Regions from separate parts of the Homo sapiens genome. Here region 2 is linked to region 1. A link is a loop called in an ENCODE intact Hi-C map of the cell type or tissue named here. Cell type or tissue: dorsolateral prefrontal cortex. All regions are shown on one strand.

The links. A loop is a pair of places that touch in the nucleus more often than their neighbours do. Peaks named below come from ENCODE experiments on the same cell type or tissue, not always from the same donor. Only the 100,000 strongest peaks of a DNase experiment are listed, where the experiment ranks them.
Region 2: a loop joins it to region 1, with 2.0 times the contacts of the local background. A loop is called at or near these places in 4 of 110 quality-filtered maps.

Annotation. Positions count from the first base shown.
Region 1 is chr10:71,607,934-71,610,433 of GRCh38, forward strand. All of the region lies in intron 9 of CDH23 (cadherin related 23), which reads left to right. Among named protein-coding and RNA genes, the nearest start is that of CDH23-AS1, 97 kb to the left of the region's middle. In dorsolateral prefrontal cortex, CTCF peaks have their summits at 1,448, 1,651 and 2,397; a DNase peak (open chromatin) is centred at 1,438.
Region 2 is chr10:71,763,737-71,766,236 of GRCh38, forward strand. The region is part of intron 38 of CDH23 (cadherin related 23); the gene reads left to right. All of the region lies in intron 1 of VSIR (V-set immunoregulatory receptor), which reads right to left. Among named protein-coding and RNA genes, the nearest start is that of VSIR, 8.5 kb to the right of the region's middle. In dorsolateral prefrontal cortex, no CTCF peak of the experiment used is centred here; no DNase peak of the experiment used is centred here; H3K27ac peaks cover 2,500 bases.

The sequences.
Region 1 (2,500 bases):
GGCATGGCAGGAAAGAAGAAACCAAAGTGTCCACCTGCTACATGTCAGGCACCACAATAAGTGCCTTACGTACATGATCACTCCTGATGCTCACACAGCCTGGTGAGGTAGGAGTTGTTATCCACACTTTACAGATGGGAAATTTGGCCCAAAGGAATGAGTGGTTTGCAGGAGGTCTCACAACTGGTAAGTGATGGAGCTGTTGTTGGAACCTAGGTCTTTTTCACATCCTGCGAGTTCATGCTCAGTATGCGGTCTTCACCAGGGTGTTGACGTAATAGACTCCAGGCACAGACCATGACTAGAAGAGAGACCATTGGAAGGAATGGAAGCAGATCCCAGTTCTGCTCCCTTCCCTGGGTAAGGTCCCTGACGCTGGACCTGGGCAGGGCCAGGTGACCAAGTCAGAGGCCACAGTGGAGATCAGGATCGCACAGGTCAATCTCATCCAGCCTCCTGCCTCCATTCAGACACTGCCATTTAAAGAGATGGCTGCTTAGGCCCAGCTCCTAAGATCCCGAGCTCCTCATAAGCCATGGCTTTTTTCTTCTCTTCTCTCCCCTGCGGCCCCAACACAGGACTAGGCCCCAAGTATGCCGCTGCCTCTTACATACTGGTTGACCCTTTGGAATTGCTGCAGAGGGAGGAAGAGAAACTTCAGGCCATCCAACAAATATATAATGAGCGCTGTTCTGGGGACTGCCAGAGATTGCAGCATGAGACCCCAGCCCTTATCCTCAAGGCCACGCTGGGTCTCCAGGCATGAGAATTAAAGAAGCGCACTGCACAGGGCAGCTGCCTCGTGAGTTCTGAGCCCAGCACTCAAGGGCTCAGAGGAGCCAGAGGTGGCAGAGCCTCCAGGCGAGAGATGCGGGTGGGCTTCCTATAGCAGGTGATACTGGACCTTCAGAAAGGGCAGTTCCCAGGCCGAGTGGGGAGCCTTAGGCTTTCCTTTAACTCTGAGTGCAGAAGAGCAGAGGCAGGACTCAGGGGCTGTTAGCCCAGCGGAGCAGACAAAGCAATTGAAAGTCATCAGCCTGTGTTCCCGCACGCACCATCGGCCACTCACTAAACTGCTTTTCGCCCAGACCCAGCTCTGCTGTGGTTCAAGATGCTGCCAGTGAGATAACAAGGGGACAAGATGTGGGAATGATGAGATTTGGCAGCAGGCAGGAGGGGCGATGCTGCAGGTGGGGCAGGGGGCGTGAAGGGGGGTAGCCTTCCAGCCTGGAGGAAGAAAGAGGTAGGGGGATAAGCCTAAGCTCCCCCTGCCCCACATGGCTCGAAGAGAGAGAACTGCCCCGCCCCAACATCAGACCTTCTACCCCCTGCTGCAGCCCCTCCCAGTCCACTTCTCTCTCCCTCTCCCTCTCCCTCTCCCTCCGACCACCTAGAAAACAGCAGAAGTCCTTTGCTTGACTCTGCGGCGCCCTCTAGCTGCCACTCAGCCTCTTGCCTTGTTTTTTACACCAAACTCTGGGCAGCAGCACCTCAGGACCTGTGCTCACTGTCCCCACATCCCTGCCCCACCGTCCCTCAGTATCTTAAAGTCTGACTCTGGGGACATCTGAAGACCCAGTCAGTGGCCTTTGCCAGACCTTCCTCTTCCTGAGCTCTCTGCTCTATCTGACCCTGCAGACCGTCTCTTTCTCAAGACTGCCTCCTTCCCTGACTCTGGGCACCCGGCACTAGGCTGGTTTCCCATCTACCTCTCTGGCCATTGCTTCTCTGTCTCCTTCACTACCTTCTAAATATTCCTGGTTATACTCGTCCAATTATACATGTGCCATAAACAGCAGCCTCGCCTGGTGCGCTTTTTCCCAGTGTCTGACGAACGTCACCAGCCCCATTGTGCTGACAGCTCTTGTCTCTTGCCTTACCTTCCCCCACCAGTCCCCATGGTAGGCCACCTCCCCAGCTACCTGGAAGACATCGCAACATGGACATTCTGCTGCTATGTAAAACTCTACCATGGAGGAATTTATCTAGAACTTTCCAGAATGTGTAAGGACTCCCCCGTGTGTGTGTGTGTGTGTGTGTGTGTGTGTGTGTGTGTGTGTGTGAGAGAGACAGAGAGACGAGAGAGAGAGAGACGGAGTCTCACTCTATCACCCAGGCTGGAGTTCAGTGGCATGATCTTGGCTCACTGCAACCTCCGTCTCCCAGGTTCAAACAATTCTCCTGCTCAGCCTCCCGAGTAGCTGGAATTATAGGCACCTGCCAGCATGCCCGGCTAATTTTTATATTTTTAATAGAGATAAGGTTCACTGTGTTGGCCATGCTGGTCTTGAAATGCTGACCTCAAGTAATCTGTCCACCTCGGCCTCCCAATGTGCTGGGATTACAGGCATGAGCCACTGTGCCCAGCCCTAGGACTCCCTCTTGAGGAAGAAGCCACTTTGTTGACACTCCACTCTATGAAGGATGATGATCTCTTATTTGCCTCATCCTATTTCCTTGCCCCATAGCACAGGGCCAGGTGCAGAATGTGCACAAATGT
Region 2 (2,500 bases), 160 kb after region 1:
ATGCGAGTAGTCGGCGCTTGGTACTTGGGAGCTAGACAGGTCTCTAATTCATTCAGCAAGTCAAGAAGTGCCTCCTAGGAGTGAGAAGCACAGTGGGATGGAGAAGCCAGCTTTAAAGTCTTTCCTGCTAAGGTGTGAATGACTGATAACAACTTGTGATCCGATCCTGGGGCGCTTGTGTTTAAAGGAGAGTCTCCAAAGGCACCAAAGCCCCAAACGGCATGTCTGCAAGAGTGGAGTTTTAGGCAGAGAGCCAAGTCTGGGAGCCCCAGATTTTTGGAGTCATTGTCAGGGTGAGCAGAGATTTCAGAACTTCTTTGGCAAGATACAGGTCTCCTTTTCAGGCAGAAACACAGAGACCCAGAAAGGGAAAGTGGTTGGACTGAAGTTCCAAAGTTCCAGAGGGTATGATCTCAAAGCCTGGAGCATGGGGGACTTCAGGTAACGCAGGATCTAGGCAGAACCGTAATAAGAAGACACAGCATGTGTTGTGCACTACGCTAAGGGTTTCATGGGCATATCTAACAATGCCATAAGGTATTGTTTTTATTCCCATTGCACTGATGAAGAAACTAAGGCACAGAGAACTTACGTAACTCACTGATGATCACACAGCAAGCAAGTGCTAGAGCTAGAATTAAACTCAGACACATAGACACTATACTGATGAAAAAAAAGGCCAGAAACTGGGAGCCCACAGGCCACATCCAGCCTTCACACATATTTCATTGGATCCTCAAAATCTTTTTAATTTTCTTGAGATGGCAACATTTAAAAACCAGGAATTTGACATGAAAATTCTGACTTCCAGCTCTCCTTAGAAAATCAGAAGATAATGCTAAACCAGCTTTCCCACAGGGCAACTGTCAGCTGGGGCTCAGTAGCAGCTTTTGGGGGGCACCGGCACTCCAGTTCGCCAGAGTCCGTCCGTACTACTCCCTAATAATTCCACCTGGCCTGCTTCACTCTCTCACCGTGGTTTCTTGGTCCTGTGGACATTTGAGTTTGTGATGAATGAGTGTGGCTTCTTGGGCTAGCTGGCATGGGACTCTACTGCCCAAACCCATTATGCTACAAATCTGACCCACAGACTCAAGAGAGGAGATGATCCACCCAGGGTCCCCAGGGAAAGCCTGGCAGTGCAGGGACTAGCCAACTCTCCTCTGCTAACCCACTGCCCTTACCCCTGCAGCAGGCTCAGTGGAAAAGGAGCCCCAGGAAGCTTGGCTGTGCCCCTGGTTTTGTCCGTGCTGGCCTGGACTTCCCCTTCACACCTGAGTGGGGTGGGTGTAGCTGCAAAACTATGGCTCTGCCGGGAAACAGAAGTGAGGAGGACCTAGGGAAAGGGCTCTCCCACGTACTCCCAGGAAGAAACAAAACCTGCCCCAAGGGGGCCCTGTGCTGCCCCCTTCCCCAGCAGGCCATGTGGCAGGTCCCACCAGCACCTCTCCCAGCTTCTGCCCCTTTCTCCCTTTGCCTGACATCACCTCCTACCCCAGAGCCACCCCAGGGCTGGGAGCTGAATTCAGCTCCAGCTTCAGCTACGGTAGTATTTACCACCAGCACACATACCTTGGGGGCTGGCCAAAGGGCTGGCTCAGCAGACACGGGGCTGCAGGCCAGAGGAGGGTATGGCAGGGCAGGCAGAGTAGAGCTGGCAGCCAAAGCAAGATGCGCAAAGCTGAGCTGGGTGGGGTTGGGGGCCCTCAAGTGGACAGAGGTGTGGACAAGTGGGGCTAGCGTGGTTGTTGGCCTGAGTGTCCCTGTGAACAAGGTGGGGCAGGGCACCAGGCTGGGAGCCCTCAGGGTCTAAGCAATGGGGTTAATGACCCCAGGATTGTACCCATAGCACCCGCAGCAGTAGGGAAGGGATGTTCTCCCCTGGAGGCAACTTCCTTGAGATGCACGGCGGGTGGGTGCATCAGAGAGAAAGCAGAGTTCAGGGAGTACGGGAGAGGGGGCATTGCTCAATCCCCCACACCTCCCCACCCCTCACACACTGGCCACCCATCCCACAGGTCCCAAAGGAGTTGTTCCCCTTTTAGAAAAAAGCTGTCTTAGGATTCAAGTTTGGGGAGCAGGGGAGGATGTTCAGTTTTCAAGCAAGAGGGCCAGACAGGAGAGGGTCCAGGACAAGCCAGAGGGACAGGACAAACCAAGGGTCCACAGGGGTTTGTCCTGGGGAGGGAGGGAAGGCCAGAAAACACCCCATTTACTGTGTCTGAGACTCCAGCTGGGACAAGGCCCACAGCAGCCTGTCGTTAGGAGGACACTCGAAGGCATGGCATGGGGGAGAGGGGCAGCGCACAGCACGCAGAGGGGCCTGCACGTGCCCCGCGGACTCCACATCTGTGCACATGCCTGTGTGTTGTCAGGGAAGCTGTGCAGCCCGGCTAAAATTACAATTCTTTGGCGAGAGGATGTTGCTTATTGTCAGGAGCAGATCCTTTTGGACACCTGGGTCATTGTCGGAGACCGGGAAAAGTGGGTGGGGAGGAAA